Linked DNA regions of Homo sapiens: region 2 is linked to region 1. The links are chromatin loops, found by intact Hi-C in ENCODE. Cell type or tissue: GM12878. All regions are shown on one strand. Each heading gives the region's core, and the rest is flanking DNA. Links, peaks and the distances in the headings are about the cores only. Region 1 has its middle 38 kb from the start of SLC9A7. Region 2 overlaps SLC9A7 (solute carrier family 9 member A7).

Evidence for each region. Peaks named below come from ENCODE experiments on the same cell type or tissue, not always from the same donor. Only the 100,000 strongest peaks of a DNase experiment are listed, where the experiment ranks them.
Region 2: it touches region 1 in a loop (8-fold over the local background); 9 of 110 quality-filtered maps call a loop at or near these places.

What each region holds. Positions count from the first base shown.
Region 1 is chrX:46,792,025-46,802,623 of GRCh38, reverse strand. No RefSeq gene overlaps it. Among named protein-coding and RNA genes, the nearest start is that of SLC9A7, 38 kb to the right of the region's middle. RefSeq lists enhancers at 5,741-5,790, 5,881-5,930. In GM12878, for the core only: a CTCF peak has its summit at 5,840 (motif pointing right); a DNase peak (open chromatin) is centred at 5,864.
Region 2 is chrX:46,648,176-46,658,774 of GRCh38, reverse strand. SLC9A7 (solute carrier family 9 member A7) reads left to right here. Exons shown (of 17, transcript NM_001257291.2): 8 at 5,061-5,166; 9 at 7,371-7,459; 10 at 7,552-7,665; 11 at 9,978-10,089. Among named protein-coding and RNA genes, the nearest start is that of CHST7, 80 kb to the right of the region's middle. In GM12878, for the core only: a CTCF peak has its summit at 5,097 (motif pointing left); no DNase peak of the experiment used is centred there; H3K27ac peaks cover 1,894 bases.

The sequences.
Region 1 (10,599 bases), core at 3,883-7,882:
AGAAGAGCAATGATAGAGGAACCAGAATGATCAGATATTAAGACATATTATAAAGCCTTAAGAGTGTAACTAGGGCCAGGCACAGTGACTCATGCCTGTAATCCCAGAACTTTGGGAGGCTGAGACTGGAGGATTAAGTGAGCCATGATTGTGCTACTGCACTCCAGCTTAGGAGACAAGGTGAAACCCTGTCTCAAAAAAAAAAGAGAGTGAACTTCAATATAAAGAGATAGACCGAGGGAATAGAAGAGGAAACCCAGGAATGGAAATTGATACATAATAATTGAATCAGTAGGAAAAAAATGGACTCAGTGGAGTACCAAGCTAGGAAGAGGGACAGTGCGATGGCTCACCCTAAGTATAGAAGCATAGGGGTTCACCATTATGAAGAATTTGCAAACAATAATAAGGATGGATAAATCAGTCTTATTTTTATCATCATCAGGCATCAGTGATTCTGAAGAATGTCAATGATAAAATTCTCCTCCTACTCCAGCTGCTGAATGGACTGCTCCTACCCCCACCCCCACCTTCTTTGGAATGCTACTGAATGGAATATTTAATATAGTATGTTGGGACAAGTGGATAGCAACAAAGAAATAAATGAAAATGATTCAAATAGAGATTAAAGGCTTTATATAGCCAATGGGCATCTGGGAGCACCTCAAAAGTAGGTAACTTCCTGAGCCAAAGCAGAATTGGAGTTGTCATCAGTAGGGAGAAGAGAGGAGTAAATGACTTTGGTCTTGTCCCAGATGCAGTTTCTTTATCTGTAACCATTGCAAAACTTGCAGTTAGAATGAATGGAACAGGTTTGGTTTTTCAGCTCTTTCTTGGGATGGTTGGTGTAAGGTGCAATTTCACGTTGACAGCTGTGTGTATGCGTGTGTGTGTGTGTGTGTGTGTGTGTGTGAAAGAGAGAGAGAGACAAAGAGAGTGAGAAAGACAGAGATAGACATAGAGACAAAGAGGTGACGAGTTAAGAAAGGGGGGCAGGGAAAGAGAGAGTGGAAGTGAGGGAGTGAGTGAGGGAGGGAAAGGGGGAGAGAGAAAGAGAGAAAATTTACAATCAAACCAAGGAATAAATGTTCTCTACTTGACACCTCTTAGGCCAGTTTGGGTCATTGGTCATTACCTCTGGAGTCATAACAGTTCCCAGAGAGAAATGCTGGATTAATTGTTGTAAGCCTGGGATTTGGCTTCTCAGGTAGGGGCAATAGGATTACCATGACTAGCCTAGACTTCTCAGGACCTGCCCCTCAAGGTGAGCTGGTATCACCTTCACTAAATTATAAAGGCTGAACAAATGGAGGGAGAGATACTTAAATAAAATTGGGGTTTCTTCAACAAGCAGGATAAAGGATGGATGCTGGGTAGGTAACCAACAATGTCACCACATATACACTTATTCCAAAGTGAAGTGCACATGTAGAAATTTTATTTATTTATTTATTGAGATGGATTTTCTCTCTTGTTGCCCAGGCTGGAGTGCAATGGTGCAATCTCAGCTCACTGCAACCTCCGCCTCCTGGGTTCAAGCAATTATCCTGCCTCAGCCTCCCGAGTAGCTGGGATTACAGGCGTCTGCCACCACTCCTGGCTAATTTTTGTATTTTTAGTAGAGATGGGGTTTCTCCATGTCAGTCAGGCTGGTCTCGAGCTCCTGACCTCGGGTGATCCACCCGCCTTGGCCTCCAAAAGTGCTGAGATTACAGGCGTGAGCGACCGTGCCCAGCCAGAAATTTTATTATAGTGAACTTTTAAAGTACCTATAAAGGTATAGGTACTATACCTATACTATACTATACCTATAAAGGTATAGGTACTATAAAGTTTTGTAAGTAAACATGGGGGCCACAGAAGGCAAAACAGTACAGTGTTTGAGCATGAGCTGTGAGGTCAGATTACAGTGGCTTGAATCCCAGGAACTTGTGACCACAGCCAAGTTAAGATTCCTGAACTTCACTTTCCTCCTATGTAAAATGGGGATAATGGCTGGGAGCAGTGCAAAGGACATGAACAAGCAATTCCCAGTCATGGAAATGCAAAAGAGCTACTAAATATTTAAAATAATTTAGGCTGGGCATGATGGCTCATGCCTGGCACTTTGGGAGGCAGAGACAGAGGATGCTTGAGCTCAGGAATGCAAGACCAGTCTGGGCAACATAGCAAGACCCCATCTCTACAAAAGAATTTAAAAATTAGCTGGACATGGTGGCGTGTGCCTGTGGTCCCAGGTACTTGGGAGACTGAGATGCGAGGATCACTTGAGCCTGGGAAGTCGAGGCTGCAGTGAGCTCTGATTGCACTCCAGCCTGGGCAACAGAGTGAGACCCTGTCTCAAAAGTAAAATAAAATAAGGATGGTGCTGCTGATGATAGTATGGTGCTTTCATAGAATTGTTGTGAGGATTAAAAGAAACAATGTATGCTAAATCAGAGTAGTTAGTAAGTGCTCAAAATCACTATTAAATAATTGACCAAAGATTAAAATGTTTTGTAATACTGAATTTGATTAACAATTGCTCTTATTTTATTAGGATTTGACAGAATTTCTTGAGATGTTTTACACGACTCAGCCTATTAGCATCTGTTTTCCCCCTGGTAGGATTGACATGTGTTAACATACCCATCGCTAGATTCCTATGGCAAGAACAAGAAGTTCACCTGACGAAGCATGGGCTGATCTACCTGGCCCCTCCACCTGAAAGAACCAAATCTATGATGACATTTATTTTATTTTATTTTATTTTATTTTATTTTATTTTATTTTATTTATTTTGAGACGGAGTTTTGCTCTTGTTGCCCAGGTGGGAGTGCAATGGCATGATCTTGGCTCACCACAACCTCCAACTCTGGGGTTCAAGTGATTCTCCTGCCTCAGCTTCCCGAATAGGTGTGACTACAGGCATGTGCCACTACACCTGGCTAATTTTCTGTATTTTTAGTAGAGATGGGGTTTCTCCATGTTGGTCAGGCTGGTCTCGAACTCCCAACCTCCGGCGATCCACCTGCCTCAGCCTCCCAAATTGCTGGGATTACAGGCATGAGCCACTGTGCCTGGCCTTATTTATTTCTTTTTGAGACAGAGTCTCACTCTGTTACCCAGAATAGAGTGCAGTGGTGCGATCTTGGCTCACTGCAGCCTCTGCCTCCTGGGTTCAAGCAATTCTCGAGGCCCAGCCTCCTGAGTAGCTGGGATTACAGGTGTGCACCACCACACCAGCCAATTTTTTTGTTGTTGTATTTTTAATAAAGATGGAGTTTCACCATGTTGGCCAGGCTGGTCTCAAACTCCTGACCTCAAATAATCTGCATGCTTTGGCCTCCCAAAGTGCTGGGATTACAGGCATGAGACATCATGCTGGCTTATGATGACATTTTCAAGGTAGCATTTATTAAAGACCTTCTCCCTTTCCCACCTTTCAAGGCAATGTCTGTAAGTTGACTCCTCGCTCATAATTTTGATGTGATTCAGAGTCTCTGTAAAGCTCTAAGGCTTCAGGCAATAGAAGTTTTATGTAATTTTTTTTTCTTTTTTTTTTTTTTTGAGACAGAGTCTCACTCTGTCACCCAGGCTGGAGTGCAGTGGCATGAACACAGCTCACTGCTGCCTCAAACTCCTGGACTCAGGGTCTCCTCTCACCTTGGCCTCCCAAAGAGCTTGGACTACAGGCACACACCACCACACCCAGCTAACTTTGTTATTTTTGGTAGAGACGGGGGTCTCGCTATGTTGCCCAGGCTGGTCTCAAACTCTTGGCCTCAAGGGATCCTTCCTCCTTGGCCTCCCAAAGAGCTGGGATTACAGGCATGAGCCACTGCACCCAGCCTCTTTTCCCAACTCTTACACTGCCCTTAAAAATAATACACTGCCATGGCCCAGCACAGTGGCTCACACCTGTAATCCCAGCACTTTGGGAGGCTGAGGCCGGTGGATTGCCTGAGCTCAGGAGTTCGAGACCAGCCTGGATAACATGGTGAAACCCCATCTCTACTAAAATACAAAAAAATTAGCTGGGTGTGGCAGCGTGCGCCTGTAGTCCCAGCTACTCAGGAGGCTGAGACAGGATAATTGCTTGAACCCAGGAGGCAGAGGTTGCAATGAGCTGAGATCACCCCACTGCACTCCAGCCTGGGCAACAGAGCAAGACTCCGTGTCAAATAATGATAATAATGATAATAATAATAATAATAATAATACAGCGCCCTGTAAAAAATATTTTCAGGCCAGATGTGGTGGCTCACACCTGTAATCTCAGCACTTTGGAAGGCCAAGGCAAGAGAATCTCTTGAGGCCAGGAGTTCAAGACCAACCTGGGCAACAAAGCAAGACTCCCTATCTCTGTACTTTTTTTTTTTTTTTTTGAGACAGAGGCTCATTCTCTTATCCAGGCTGCAGTGCAGTGGTGCAATCTCGGCTCACTGCGGCCTCCGCCTCCCGAGTTCAAGTGATTCTCTTGCCTCAGCCTCCCAAGTAGCTGGGATTACAGGCACACACCACCACGCCTGGCTAATTTTTGTATTTTTAGTAGAGACAGGGTTTTGCCATGTTGGCCAGGCTGGTCTTGAACTCCTTACTTCAGGTGATCTGCCCACCTTGGCCACCCAAAGTGCCGGGATTACAGGTGTGAGCCACCGAGCTTGGCCAAAATTTTTTTTAAAAGATAAAATAAATTAAAAAATATATATTTCCAGTGCCACTGACCTCCCCTGTTATAACGAGAGGTCATGACAGGATGGATGTCTCTTATGTACATGTGCTGGAAACAAGTTCAATGTGAAGTGAGAAGACAAAGCAGGAACCTGGGGTGGAGGGAAGGTGAAAGAAACAATAATAAATAAAGATGTAGTCAGAAATTCTTAATTTTAATGCCTTACCCTCCAATGCCCAGGCTTGGACTCTTATGCGTTTTCAGTTTTGCCCATTCACAAATTAGTTTCATCTATAAACACAAAATTGACTCTTCATTCTTAGCTCTCCTTATTTCAAAAGGGCCAAAGAATCTGTAAAGTAATTCTTGTTGTATTTCCACAGATTTTGTTTTTATGTCTGTATTAAAGTTTAAAATAACAACAATAAACAATCTTGTCTGGGGCCGGGCACAGTGGCTCACGCTTGTAATCCCAACACTTTGGGAGGCCAAGGCAGGTGGATCACTTGAGGTCAGGAGTTCAAGACCAGCCTAGCCAACATGGTGAAACCCCCTCTCTACCAAAAAATACAAAAACTTAGCCGAGCATGGTAGCGTGTGCCTGTAGTCCCAGCTACTCAGGAGGCTGAGGTGGGAGAATCGCTTGAGCCCGGGAGGTGGAGGTTGCAGTGAACTGAGATCGCACCAGTGCACTCCAGCCTGGGTGACAGAGTGAGACCCTGTCTCACACACACACACAAAAATCTTGTCTGGTTTTGAAGTGTTTTCAAAAGATTTTCGAAATATTTTACCAGTTTCAAAGAAAACTTGGTATTTAGCATTTTATGTATTATCCACAATTCAACTTATTTGAATGTAATATAATTGCTGTCAGGGAGCTAATGAGAACTGATATACATTTGACTCTTTTGTCCTTTTGCAAATTGCAGTGCCCAAATACAGAGATGTTTCTTTAGGTTTGGGCAAGTCTGGTGAGACCATCTGTGACCTGCACACAGATTTGCTAAAGGACTTTTCTTTAAAAAATAGAACAAGGTGAAAATACTGTAAAGAAAAAAAATTTAGGTAGATGAAATTCTTATCCCATGATGGATGATAGGATGGGAAAGACTAACTCCCTTCATACAGGTCTCATGAATAGGAAACAATACCCATAGCGGCATCGATGGATACAGCCAGCAGGTGGCAGCAGGGGGCCGTGCCAGAAGAATTTACTAACTTGGAAAGGCCCTAGCTAAACTGCAACATGGGCCTTTGGGCTTAGGAGACAGCATCTGTGAGTGGTTGGAAGAGGGTATGATGTGTTTCCCAGCAGAAAAAGAAACGTGAAAGGGTCTTCCAGAAGCCCAGGATTAGCATCTGGTGTCTAAAATGAAGGACCCAGGCCGGGCGCGGCAGCTCATGCCTGTATCCCTGCACTTTGGGAAGCCGAGGCAGGTGGATAGCTTGAGCCCAGGAGTTCGAGACCAGCCTGAGCAAACTGGTGAAACCTCGTCTCTACTAAAAACACAAAAATTAGCCAGGCGTGGTGACGGGCGCCTGTAATCCCAGCTACTCGGGAGGCTGAGGCAGGAGAATCACTTGAACCCAGGAGGCAGAGGTTGCAGTGAGCCGAGATCGCACCACTGCACTCCAGCCTGGGTGACAGAGCGATACTCTGTCTTTAAAATAAAATAAAATAAAAGACCCAGAGTTGGGGTTGGTTGGCAGGGAACAGGGATGGATGCAAAAGAAAGGAGGGGTGGCATAGGAGTGAAACCATCCTCAAGGCAAGGAGGAAGGCATAGGAGAAAGAAGGGAGGAGGGTCAGCCTCTGACAAACAAATGGCAGTGCAGAGTAGGAAGCAGGGTAGAAAGGGTGGGGATCATTTATTTTTGTGTGAACTGGGAGTGGCACTAATTTTAAAAAGCTCTGAGGATAAGTGGAAGCAACTGAAATGTCCATGGATGAATAAATGGATAAGCAAAATGTGGTATATACATAGAATGGAATACTATTCAGCCTTAAAAAGGAAGGGGCCGGGCGCAGTAGCTCATGCCTGTAATCCCAGCACTTTGGGAGGCCAAGGCGGGCGGATCACCTGAGGTCAGGAGTTCAAGACCAGCTTGGCCAACATGGCAAAACCTCGTCTCTACTAAAAATACAAAAATTAGCCGAGCATGGTGCCGGGTGCCTGTAATCCCAACTACTAGGGAGACTGAGGTGGGAGAATCGCTTGAACCCAGGAGGTAGAGGTTACAGTGACCCGAGATTGCGCCATTGCACTCCGGCCTGGGTGACAAGAACAAAACTCTGTCTCAAAAAAAAAAAAAAAAAAAGAAAAGAAAAGAAAAGAAAGAAAGAAAGAAAGAGAAAAAGGAAGGCAATTCGACACATGTTGCAACATGGATGAACCTTCAGGACATTGTGACAAGTGAAATAAGCCAGTCACAAAAAAAGATAAATAGTGTATGATCCCACTTATATGATGTACCTAGAGTAGTCAAATTCATAGAGACAGAAAGTAGAAGGTGGTTACCAAGAGCTGAGGGGAAGGGAAAATGGAGAGTTGGTGTTTAATGGATAATGGATATACAGTTTTAGTTGTTTTTTGTTTTCGTTTTTTTTTTGAGATGGAGTCTTGCTCTTGTTGCCCAGGCTGGAGTACAGTGGCGTGATCTCGGCTCACTGCAACCTCCACCTCCTGGGTTCAAGTGATTCTCCTATCTCAGCCTCCCGAGTAGCTGGGATTGCAGGCGCCCGCCACCACACCCAGCTAATTTTTGTATTTTTAGTAGAGACAGGGTTTTGCCACATTGGCCAGGCTGGTCTTGAACTCCTGACCTCAAGTGATCCACCTGCCTCAGCCTCCCAAAGTGCTGGAATTACAGGCATGTGCCACCGCACCTGGCCTTACAATTTTCGTTTTGCAGGATGAAAATGTTCTGGAGATTGGATGCACAACAATGTGAATATATTTATCGATACTGAACTATATCCTTATAAAGAAATGATTAGGATAGTACATGTTGGTAGGGGTGGTGGCTCAGGCCTTTAATCACAACACTTTGGGAGGCTGAGGCAGAAGGGTCACTTGAGCCCAGGAAGTCAAGACCACCCTGGACAACATAGTGAGGCGAGGTGTCTCACACCTGTAATTGCAGCACTTTGGGAGGCCGAGGTAGGTGGATCACAAGGTCAGGAGTTCGAGACCAGACAGGCCAACATAGTGAAACCCTGTTTCTACTAAAAATACAAAAATTAGCTGGGCGTGGTGGCGGGCACCTGTAGTCCCAGCTACTTGGGAGGCTGAGGCAGGAGAATCGCTTGAATCCGGGAAGCAGAGGGTTGCAATGAGCCGAGATTGCACCACTGTACTCCAGCCTGGGTGACAGAGCAAGACTCAGTCTCAAATAGAGATAATAATCATATTTTTTTTTAATTAGCCAGGCATGGTAGTGCGTGCCTGTGGTCCCAGCTACTCAGGAGGCTGAGGCAGGAGGATACCTTGAGCCCAGGAGATCAAGACTACTGTGAGTCATGATCGTGTCACTGCACTGCTGCACCTGGGTGACAGGGTGAGACCTTGTCTCAAAAAAAAAAAAAAGTACATTTTATGTTAAGTGTGTTTTACCACAAAAAAAAAAACAAAAAACTCTCCAGCCCAGCCTGACCAACATGGTGAAACCCCGTCTCTACTAAAAGTACAAAAATTAGCCAGGCGTGGTGGCGCGTGCTTGTAATCCCAGCTACTCAGGAGGCTGAGGCAGGAGAATCACTTGAACCAGGGAGGCGGAGGCTGCAGTGAGCCGAGATTGCACCACTGCACTCCAGCCTGGGTGACAGATCGAGACTCTGTCTCAAAAAAAAAAAAAAAAAGAAGAAGAATTAGATTCCATTCCAGGCAATGTGGTAGAACAGGACGCAACATCAAATTAGTATAAATAATAATAATACCTCACATTTAAATGGCACTTTACAATTTACACAGTTCTATTGTGAAATACCTTACCTTGTTAAGTTCTCCTAGCAACTAGGATGGAGTGGGGTGGGTCTCTGTGTTCAAAGTGCATAGGCTATAGGAAGGGTGATTAGGAAAGTGGAGGATGAGTGGGCTAACAAGGCATAGAGAGACAAATGCTAGAATTGATGAGTGAATACAGAAGAAATGGAATAGAAAGATGCAAAACAACCAGCTCATGATCTACCTGATTCCTCTGTTTTTCCTTGGATGTGATAGGGGGTAACCATACTCTTGTGTATTCAAATGTTTCCTACTGTTTCTAGGCCCCGTTTTTCATAAGCTCTGTTCCAAGAAGCAGTACTGCTTCCTAGTCAAAGGTGCCCCAGTGTTCAAAGTTTGGCCCTACCCCTTCCTGATTACATGATCTTGCGCAGGTTACTATCTCTCGGCTTTAGTTCTCTATGTGATAATAATAGTTCCTGCCACCTCTAAGCCTTCAATACATATTTTCTCCATTTCATTTTCTCAGCCCTGTAACCTCAGGATCAAATGCTGCCTACTGACTGAAGTGACAAAGAATACCTTTTTGAGGTTTTTCTTCTTTCAACTTGTCCTACCATAGTATTATCGGGAAGATCCCCCAATATCATCCCCCAATATCATTAAGTAGGAAGAGAAATTGTTTGCAATATATAGGTTTCATGTTAAGTAAAAATTGTTGACGTCAAGGGTTTAGAAGAAAACAGTTTGACTGGAGTCAAAAGTCACTTTTCTTCTAAGTCACTTTTCAGAGGTGAGATGGAAACCTTGAGGTATGTTTCTGGCAAGTGATCTCCAACAATTTCTCTAAAGTATCTGATTAGAATAAGTAGGGAGACATTATAGGTAATAAGGTAGATATTTTCCTTAATCCAACCCCTAGAATTTAAACCATATTGAGCACCAGGAAAATTTCGCTCTGCAATTTCCCGAGGCATTTTACTTGTTACATTGGGTACATTATGACCTGTTGAAGATGGTGGTTTTCAGTTCCTTCCATTTAATGAGTCTTTACATTCTAATTAAAACCGAAAGTGGAATTCCTCACTTCTTCTGTTTGTTAATGATATAAATTATCTTAGCTGCTATGAAAATAAAAGGACTTCCTTCATTTGGATTGCTCAAACACTGATATTCACGCTCACTTGGAGGTATCTGGAAACATTATCTAAATGAGATTATTTTATCCAGAGAGAAAATTCTTAGCTTTAAAAGCTATTTAACTAAGATGGCTTGATATATTTTATGACTAACGCAACTGGGCCAACCTGTATCTTATGTTTAGTCAATGCAAAATGAAACAAAAATCCAGTGCCAACCAGATTAAATTGCAAAACATGCACACAGTATTTTGGATCAGGAACTAAACTTGTGTGGTTAATGACTAATTTCCTACATCCTCTGAGGCATCTACATGCTTGGATTTTTTTAGAATGGCTGGGCTTCATTTGTCACAAACTTGCCTCTTGAAGCAAAGCACACAGTAGACCTCCAAAAACTAGGCTTTAAATCTAGAAATTCTACTTTTTAATTCTTCCAAAGGAAGAATTTCTTTGAGTCATTTCCAGGTCCCTGCAGAGCCAAAAGACACACAGAACATATTCTATAAGCGTGCACAGGCTGTCCAGAGCATTTATCATTGCTCATAGTAAGCTTTGTATCCTGCGTGTTCTGGCTACCTAATTGCTTGGTAATAAATTACCCCAAAACTTCGAGGCTTACAATAACCACCTTATTATGCCCACTAATTTTGTGGGTCAGGAGTTCAGACAAAGCACACAGTGGGAGTCCATTGTCTCTGCTCCACGATGTTTAGGGCCTCAGCTGGGAAGACTTGATGACTGGGGTGACTCAGCGGCTGGGGGCTGGAACCACAAGGAAGTATCTCCATTTACGTGTCTGAATGTTGGCTGGGACCTCAGCTGAGAGTGCTGACTAGAACACCTCTATGTGACCTTTCCA
Region 2 (10,599 bases), core at 3,109-7,108, 140 kb after region 1:
TGTGAATCCATCTGGTCCTGGACTCTTTTTGATTGGTAAGCTATTGATTATTGCCACAATTTCAGATCCTGTTATTGGTCTATTCAGAGATTCAACTTCTTCCTGGTTTAGTCCTGGGAGAGTGTATGTGTCGAGGAATTTATCCATTTCTTCTAGATTTTCTAGTTTATTTGCGTAGAGGTGTTTGTAGTATTCTCTGATGGTAGTTTGTGTTTCTGTGGGATCGGTGGTGATATCCCCTTTATCATTTTTTATTGCGTCTATTTGATTCTTCTCTCTTTTTTTCTTTATTAGTCTTGCTAGTGGTTTATCAATTTTGTTGATCCTTTCAAAAAACTAGCTCCTGGATTCATTAATTTTTTGAAGGGTTTTTTGTGTCTCTATTTCCTTCAGTTCTGCTCTGATTTTAGTTATTTCTTGCCTTCTGCTAGCTTTTGAATGTGTTTGCTCTTGCTTTTCTAGTTCTTTTAATTGTGATGTTAGGGTGTCAATTTTGGATCTTTCCTGCTTTCTCTTGTGGGCATTTAATGCTATAAATTTCCCTCTACACACTGCTTTGAATGCGTCCCAGAGATTCTGGTATGTTGTGTCTTTGTTCTCATTGGTTTCAAAGAACATCTTTATTTCTGCCTTCATTTCGTTATGTACCCAGTAGTCATTCAGGAGCAGGTTGTTCAGTTTCCATGTAGTTGAGCGGTTTTGAGTGAGATTCTTAATCCTGAGTTCTAGTTTGATTGCACTGTGGTCTGAGAGATAGTTTGTTATAATTTCTGTTATTTTACATTTGCTGAGGAGAGCTTTACTTCCAAGTATGTGGTCAATTTTGGAATAGGTGTGGTGTGGTGCTGAAAAAAATGTATATTCTGTTGATTTGGGGTGGAGAGTTCTGTAGATGTCTATTAGGTCCGCTTGGTGCAGAGCTGAGTTCAATTCCTGGGTATCCTTGTTGACTTTCTGTCTCATTGATCTGTCTAATGTTGACAATGGGGTGTTAAGTCTCCCATTATTAATGTGTGGGAGTCTAAGTCTCTTTGTAGGTCACTCAGGACTTGCTTTATGAATCTGGGTGCTTCTGTATTGGGTGCATATATATTTAGGATAGTTAGCTGTTCTTGTTGAATTGATCCCTTTACCATTATGTAATGGCCTTCTTTGTCTCTTTTGATCTTTGTTGGTTTAAAGTCTGTTTTATCAGAGACTAGGATTGCAACCCCTGCCTTTTTTTGTTTTCCATTTGCTTGGTAGATCTTCCTCCATCCTTTTATTTTGAGCCTATGTGTGTCTCTGCACGTGAGTTGGGTTTCCTGAATACAGCACACTGATGGGTCTTGACTCTTTATCCAATTTGCCAGTCTGTGTCTTCTAATTGGAGCATTTAGTCCATTTACATTTAAAGTTAATATTGTTATGTGTGAATTTGATCCTGTCATTATGATGTTAGCTGGTTATTTTGCTCATTAGTTGATGCAGTTTCTTCCTAGTCTCGATGGTCTTTACATTTTGGCATGATTTTGCAGTGGCTGGTACCGGTTGTTCCTTTCTATGTTTAGTGTTTCCTTCAGGAGCTCTTTTAGGGCAGGCCTGATGGTGACAAAATCTCTCAGCATTTGCTTGTCTATAAAGTATTTTATTTCCCCTTCACTTATGAAGCTTAGTTTGGCTGGATATGAAATTCTGGGTTGAAAATTCTTTTCTTTAAGAATGTTGAATATTGGCCCCCACTCTCTTCTGGCTTGTAGAGTTTCTGCCGAGAGATCCGCTGTTAGTCTGATGGGCTTCCCTTTGAGGGTAACCCGACCTTTCTCTCTGGCTGCCCTTAACATTTTTTCCTTCATTTCAACTTTGGTGAATCTGACAATTATGTGTCTTGGAGTTGCTCTTCTCGAGGAGTATCTTTGTGGCGTTCTCTGTATTTCCTGAATCTGAATGTTGGCCTGCCTTGCTAGATTGGGGAAGTTCTCCTGGATAATATCCTGCAGAGTGTTTTCCAACTTGGTTCCATTCTCCCTGTCACTTTCAGGTACACCAATCAGATGTAGATTTGGTCTTTTCACATAATCCCATATTTCTTGGAGGCTTTGCTCATTTCTTTTTATTCTTTTTTCTCTAAACTTCCTTTCTCGCTTCATTTCATTCATTTCATCTTCCATCACTGATACCCTTTCTTCCAGTTGATCGCATCAGCTCCTGAGGCTTCTGCATTCTTCACGTAGTTCTCAAGCCTTGGTTTTCAGCTCCATCAGTTCCTTTAAGCACTTCTCTGTATTGGTTATTCTAGTTATACATTCTTCTAAATTTTTTTCAAAGTTTTCAACTTCTTTGCCTTTGGTTTGAATGTCCTCCCGTAGCTCAGAGTAATTTGATCGTCTGAAGCCTTCTTCTCTCAGCTCATCAAAGTCATTCTCTGTCCAGCTTTGTTCCATTGCTGGTGAGGAGCTGCGTTCCTTTGGAGGAGGAGAGGCGCTCTGCTTTTTAGAGTTTCCAGTTTTTCTGCTCTGTTTTTTCCCCATCTTTGTGGTTTTATCTACTTTTGGTCTTTGATGATGGTGATGTACAGATGGGTTTTTGGTGTGGATGTCCTTTCTGTTTGTTAGTTTTCCTTCTAACAGACAGGACCCTCAGCTGCAGGTCTGTTGGAGTAACCGGCCGTGTGAGGTGTCAGTCTGCCCCTGCTGGGGGGTGCCTCCCAGTTAGGCTGCTCGGGGGTCAGGGGTCAGGGACCCACTTGAGGAGGCAGTCTGCCCGTTCTCAGATCTCCAGCTGCGTGCTGGGAGAACCACTGCTCTCTTCAAAGCTGTCAGACAGGGACATTTAAGTCTGCGGAGGTTACTGCTGTCTTTTTGTTTGTCTGTGCCCTGCCCGCAGAGGTGGAGCCTACAGAGGCAGGCAGGCCTCCTTGAGCTGTGGTGGGCTCCACCCAGTTCGAGCTTCCCGGCTGCTTTGTTTACCTAAACAAGCCTGGGCAATGGCGGGCGCCCCTCCCCCAGCCTCGCTGCCGCCTTGCAGTTTGATCTCAGACTGCTGTGCTAGCAATCAGCGAGACTCCATGGGTGTACGTCCCTCCAAGCCATGTGCGGGATATAATCTCCTGGTGCGCTGTTTTTTAAGCCCATCGGAAAAGCGCAGTATTCGGGTGGGAGTGACCCGATTTTCCAGGTGCCGTCTGTCACCCCTTTCTTTGACTAGGAAAGGGAACTCCCTGACCCCTTGCGCTTCCCAAGTGAGGCAGTGCCTCGCCCTGCTTCGGCTCGCACATGGTGCGCGCACCCACTGACCTGCACCCAATGTCTGGCACTCCCTAGTGAGATGAACCCGGTACCTCAGATGGAAATGCAGAAATCACCCGTCTTCTGCGTTGCTCACGCTGGGAGCTGTAGACCGGAGCTGTTCCTATACGGCCATCTTGGCTCTTCCCCCAATCATGATAAAAATAATTAATGAGATTTTATACATTCAATCTTTGTTCCAAGCCTTTGAAATATGGTATGTGTGCTGGGCGTGGTGGCTCACACCTGTAATCCCAGCACTTTGGAAGGCCAGGGTGGGCAGATCACCTGAGGTCAGGAGTTTGAGACCAGCTTGGCCAACATCGTGAAACCCTGTCTCTACTAAAAATACAAAAATTAGCCAGGTGTGGTGGTGTGCACCTGTAATCCCTGCTAATCGGGAGGCTGAGGCAGGAGAATCACTTGAACCTGGGAGGTGGAGATTGCAGTGAGCCGAGGCCGTGCCATTGCACTCCAGCTTGGGTGACAGAGCGAAATGCCGTCTCAAAAAAAAAAAAAAAAAAAAGAAAGAAAGAAAGAAAGAAAAAAAGAAATACAGTGTGTGTGTTGCTCTTACAACACATCTCAATTTGGACTAGCCACATTGTAAGTGTTCAGCTACCACATTGGATAGCGCAGATTTAAATTGCTTTCTTCACAAGGGCCCTTTTGATGCCTTGGAGACGTATATTGCTCAGTGAGATCTGTCATGAGATGCTTCTATGCTGGCCGTGTGTTGAATGGCACTGTTACAAGAAGGATCTCTGGTCCCGAAAGGTGACACCAGCACCTGGTAGCTGTCTCAAGAATTATGCATTTCTTTCTTTCCTGTGCCTTCCTTAGGCACCTGTTGTGGACTCAGGTGGCCTCGGTGGTGCACAGGGGTCAGGGTCTCACAGGCCTTGTCTTCACAGCCCTGCTGGAACCAACCCAACAAGCCAGCCTGACGTCATGACCATGCCTCTCAGAACCATGGCCATTCAAGGAGCACAGAAAACTAGTTGCCAGTTTCTCTAGAATTCTGAATTTTTAAAAGAACAGCCTTATTGAGATATAATTTATATACCATACAAGTCACCCATTTAAATTTAATGGCTTTTGGTATATTACATGATAATTTTTTTTTTTGACGGAGTCTCACTCTGTCACCCAGGCTGGAGTGCAGTGGTGCAATCTTGGCTCACTGCAACCTCTGCCTGCCGGGTTCAATTGATTCTCAACCTCCTGAATAGCTGGGATTACAGATGCGTGTGACCACACCCGGCTAATTTTTGTATTTTTAGTAGAGACAGGGTTTCAGTATGTTGGCCAAACTAGTTTTGAACTCCTGACCTCAGGTGATCCACCTGCCTCGGGTCCCAAAGTGCTAGGATTACAGGCATGAGTCACCACACCTGGCCTACATGATTAATTTTTTAAAATTGTGGTAAAATATAGCCAACGAGATTTGTCATTTAACCATCTTTACGTGCACAATTCCGCATTCACAATGTCATGTAGCCATCTCCCTGTCTACTTTCAGAATTTTTTCATCATCCGAAACAGAAGCTCTGTACCCATTAAACAATGTCTCCCTGTTTCTTCCTCTCTCCAGCCCCTACAAAACTTGTGTTCCACTGGAAAGCTTAATTTGTATTACTTAAGAAATCTCCAGCAGCTTTAGAGCCTCCAAAAAAAAAAAAAGGTTGAAGGGAAAGGCTAGCCCTTTGGGGAGGGGTCCTGGGCTAGTGGAGTATGGTTCTTGGTGGCCCTGATACATGTACCTGGAGACAGGGTCCTTGACAGAATGCCAACGTGACTAAGTTTACCAAACTGCACTGCTTCCCCCTGCTGGAGACGGCGCTGTTCTTCCTCATGTCCTGGAGCACGTTTCTCTTGGCAGAAGCCTGCGGATTTACAGGTAGGTTTTTTCTACTCTTGGACCACCCTTCCCCTCACTGTAGTGGGGTCTGTGGGAACTTGAAGGAAGGGAAGAATTCTTAGATAACAGCTGCACAGAGTTTAACTGTTCAGCAAGTGTCCGTATGGAGGATTGCTGAGCAAGGCTATTGTTCTGTCTTAAATGGATTATTTACTTTCCAAAAAGCTAGACTTTTTTTAATTTTATTTTTTTAGAGACAGGGTCTTGCTGTGTCACCCAGGCTGGAGTGCAGCAGCACAATCATAGCTCACTGTAACCTCGAACTCCTAGGCTCAAGGGATCTTCCCCCTTCACCCTCCCAAGTAGCTAAGACTACAGGCACGTACCACACCCAGCTAACTTCTTTATTCTTTGTAGAGATGGACAACATTTGCTATGTTGTCCAGGCTGGTCTCAAACTCCTGACCTTAAGTGAACCTCCTACCTCAGCCTCTCAAAGCACTGGGATTACAGGCATGAGCCACCATGCCCAGCCTGAAAAAGTAGATTTTAATGATAAAGTTTATCATTCCAAAGTCAATTACATTTTTGAGTACTCATTCTAACTGTAAGTAGATGTTAAGGTGCAAAGAATCTATTAAAATTTTATTTGTATATTTCCCTTGATTGCTATGTTATTTTGCAAACAGTAGCAATAACAAGCAAAATATGTGTCCTTTAAAGGGTGATTTTGCCTCTGCTCAGATGAGTGTGAACACGGTTTTTCATTGTTTTGTTTCTGGGCTATTTAATCATTGCTTTTCAATATCACATTTTTATGGTGTCAGTTTCATATAGTATTAGTGAGGTGAAACATGTGGTTTTACTTCCTCACATTCTTTCATTTTAAAAAAACATTGAATTTTTCCATTAGAAAATTCAAGTACAGTTCTGTACATAATCCAGGTACTTAGGATGTACTTTTGTCACCCTTTCAAAATACTGTAGCAAATCTTTATATGCAGCATTACAAAATGCCCCACTTCCTTAAAATTTAACAGTTATCTGTAAATGTGTAGGCAAAGTCCCAGGTGTGTCATTTGTCTCGCACAACAAAATGGTTACCATTAACCAGAAATATAGAAGATCGGGGCTTGGATAAATGGAATAGTACTCTTGATCTATTTTGTCTAAAGCCCTAGACTGTGAAAAAATCTAGGCCAGGCACAGTGCGCATGCCTATATAATCCCAGCACTTTGGGGCCAAGGCAGGTGGATCCCTTGAGCTCAGGAGTTCAAGACCAGCCTGGGCAAGATGGAGAAACCCCATCTCTACAAAAAAATACAAAAATTAGCTGGGTGTGGTGGTGTGCATCTGTAGTCCCAGCTATTCAGGAGGCTGAGGTGGGAGGATCACTTGAGCCTTGGAGATAGAGGCTGCAGTGAGCCGAGATCATGCCACTGCCGTCCACTGAGGGATATATAATATATAATCCACTTTGTCTCAAAAAATATATATGTATATAAAGCATTAGTTTGAAATTCAGTTCATTCATTCTAAAAACAGTGAGGAATATGGCAAAAATTTGGATGGGCCCTCACAGTCTCTTTGAAGGAATGAATGCTATATGCCAACTACAGATGGTAGTTGGAGGAGTTTAGAGGAGGCAGGAGATACCCTTAAAACTGGAACAAGGAGGGGATGTTGAGGTACTTGGCTTTGAAGGAAGGCAGGGTTGGGAGACACAAAGGTTGAGAGGTGAGGGGTTGTAGGAGTGTTCAGTAGTAATAGGAAACTTTTTTTTCTTTTTTTTCTTTTTCTTTTTTTTTTTTTTTCTTTTGAGAAAAGGTTGCCTTCTGTCGCCCAGACTGGAGTGCAGAGGCGTGATCATGGCTCACTGCAGCCTCGACCTCCCAGGCTCAAGCGATCCTCTCACCTCAGCCTCCCTAGTAGCTGGGCCACAGGCCCACGCCACCACATCCGGCTAATTTTTTGTATTTTTGGTAGAGATGGGGTTTTACCATGTTTCCCAGGCTGGTCTCAAACTCCTGGGTTCAAGCGATCTGCTTGCCTTGGCCTCCTGCAGTGCTGGGATTACAGGTGTGAGCCACTGCGCCCGACCCAGCAATAGGAAAGTTTCAAAAATATTCAGGAAGTTGGATATGCTAGGCTTGCCTACCTTAACTTTTTGTTCTAGCAGGGTTTTTTTTTTCCCCTGCCTCTTTTTTTTCCATTGATTTTTTTTGGGGGGATGTTTTAACAGGTGTTGTAGCTGTCCTTTTCTGTGGAATCACACAAGCTCATTACACCTACAACAATCTGTCGGTGGAATCAAGAAGTCGAACCAAGCAGGTGAGAGAGAGGCTTGGTACTCACGAGTTGCTTGTTAACACAGGGAAGGGGGAACTGCAGGGTTACAGCTTCCTTTTCCCTTCTCTGTGCAGCTCTTTGAGGTGTTACATTTCCTGGCAGAGAACTTCATCTTCTCCTACATGGGCCTGGCACTGTTTACCTTCCAGAAGCACGTTTTCAGCCCCATTTTCATCATCGGAGCTTTTGTATCCTTTTCTTGTTCCACCATTTTCTACATGCAGAGACGACCACTGTTGGAGAAGCTATAGTAATAATAGTCATAATAATAATATAAAATAACAATAATATAATAATATAAACCATCATAAAATAATAATTACTATTTCTGTTTTGGGTAGGTGACTAACTCCATGCTAGTTCACAGGGTTTTTATGATGAAAAAAAGAAGGCTTAAGTGGCATTTCATAACACTAAATGTATTTGATTTAAAGGACTGCATGTATTCCAAGATCATCCTTTCTGCCTTTTCTATGTAAGATGGCCTTTCTGTTAAACTGGTGCTCGGCAGGTGATTGTTTTGTAAAGTGCTCTTCTTGGTGAATCTAAAAGTCAGCAACCATGTCAGTCTCCAGTGTTATTTTTGACAATTCATTGCTGTATGAATTCCAATCCAGGAGGTTCCCTGATTTGGATGACCCAAAGGTTCTGTTCCTCTTGCTCATGACTACGTCTGCAGTATGGGCAGCCCTTCCTCACACTGCCCAGGGTTGCCTGCAGGCAGTGACCCTACTTTTTCTCAAGCTTCCCTGCTGCTGCAGATCATGGTGGGAAAGACTCTTTCTCCCCGCCCCCACCAAAAAAAAAAGGAGAAGGAAAAAGAAAAATGAAGGGAAGAAAAGATAAAATAGAAAAATATTTGGTTCCTTGGTCTGGGCCCATTGTAAATGCAGTTTCTGGAATATAGACATAGTTTGGGGGATTGGCTTCTCATGTGCCTACCAGTGGATGGACAGCTGAGGGTTTTGCTCACTTGGCCTCAGATACTATGTTTTTATTAAAGTGAACTTTTCTGGGGCTTGATTTCAAGATACTGAGCGCAGTCCCCTATTGCTGGACATTCACATTTGCCTTTTCTGAGGCCTCATGATTATCCTTAGATTTTGGAATGCTGGCAAAAAAGCAGTGTTTTTCTCTTCTGGGCTTAATTTATTGTGCAGGAATGACTGACACTCACCAAGCTGCTGGACAGTGACAGTGGCCTAATGCAATGCTGGAATCCTTCTAGCGTGAGAGCCTCCTACGCTTAAACCAGTGGCTCATTTCTTGGATTTCCATGCTTACCAGACTAATAGCTAAAAATCTGCAAGATCAGTGTTTTTATTCTTTTTTGAGAAAGACCTTGCATGTTGTTTTGATTTGTATTCCTAGCATGACACCCTGTGAGAGATAGTGAGAGCACAGCCCTGTTTACAGATGAGGGCCTGGCAGAGGCCAAGCCGGGTCCTCTGCAGATCCTAACTGCTGCTTACCACTTAAGGACTTTTGTTTCTCTTCTGGGATGGAATGTACTTTATAAGCATTACCTGGTTCTTTCTGCTTAAAACAAAACAAAGAAAACGGAAGAAAAACAGGCAGTGCTTTACCCTGCAGGAGACAGAGAAGATAGTTCCGCCCTGGCTTCTGTCTGAAACAGCTGCAGCTCCTGCAGCTGGTGTTTTGCCAAAACGGAAGCTCCCTGTTCCTCTGGCTCCCACAGGGGTTCCCTTCTCTGACCAGGGGAGTGTGTAGCTCTCTCAGTTGGGCACTATTCTAAGCTCAGCAAGTAACAAAGGACCAGTTTCCCTGCATTCTTTGGTTTCCACAGCAGAGTTCCTTTTTCCATACTCCTTTTCCATTTCTTACATCTCCAAAAAACATTTTAGCTACTTAGGTAGAGAAATATCTCCCTGGGTTCATTCCTATGAGTGATCTGAATGTCTTTTAGTGTGGTGAATATTTTAAGTTTCCCCACCTCTTATTTGCAGGCTCTTCCTGACCATTAAAGTCTCTGATGTTTACTTGCAAATGAAGCCTGCAAGCGCTTATCCAGCAAACTTTTTCTTTATAGTTTGACTGCAGGATTAGCAATTGTTTTCTTCTAGTGCCTTTTCTTTTAGTAGAGCCCAACACACACTGTTTGCTTCTCTCAACTGCTCTCTCCTGCTGTGGTACTTTAGCTTATTTCTGGACTCCTTTTTAGATAGATTTAGATAGATGGATAGATAGATAGATAGATAGATAGATATCAGTTGAATTAAATCAAGAAGTTACAATATTGTGTTTAACAAGCTAGAAATGATCTCTATGAATCAGGAGGTGGGAAAGCTTGGCCAAATTAGTCCCATTTTGTTGCTGAGAAACTTGTCTAGGGGGGAACTAGACAGTCAAGCTTCTTTGGGCAGCTCTCTGGACTATAACGAGGTGTCACAGCATTCCTAAAATTCTCTGCTCAGCCGGAGGTTGTGTGGAATGCCATTCTGGAAACTGTTGGTCCCTTAACCTTCTACCTTGTGGTCAGGTTGCCATCTTCCTGGGCAGAGCCGCGCACATCTACCCGCTCTCCTTCTTCCTCAACTTGGGCAGAAGGCATAAGATTGGCTGGAATTTTCAACACATGATGATGTTTTCAGGTAAAAAGGCGTAAGTGTAAAGAAAATGAGTTTTATTCAGCAGGTAACAAGAATATGATTAAAATGTAATTGATAAGGTTCATAAAAAGACAAGCATTCAAGTTTCTGGTCCGTTTGTATCCCCTGCAGTGAGAAATAGACAGATGTACATGTTCAGTTGAGTTAGTGTTGATTTTGCAAACCGTACTACCAAATGTGAACATTCTCCCCTAAAATATTTGCATTTCTATTTCATCACTACCACTCAACGGACCTGGAGATATGGTGTTTAAAGTGCTTGATTGTTTTCTAGAAGATCTTCATAACCCTTAAGCTTCCTGAAGGGCACCAGCTCTAGAATTAGAAGGAAAAGAGCTCCTGATGAGAAAGACCACTGGCCAAGTCACTCAACACCTCCCAGCCGCAGTATCCTCCCTTGTAAAATAATGAAATTGAACTAATTAGCTGAGGTCCCCCAGCTCTAACTTTCTGTGGAGCAAAAGAAATAAAATACACTCATGTAAGCAAGAG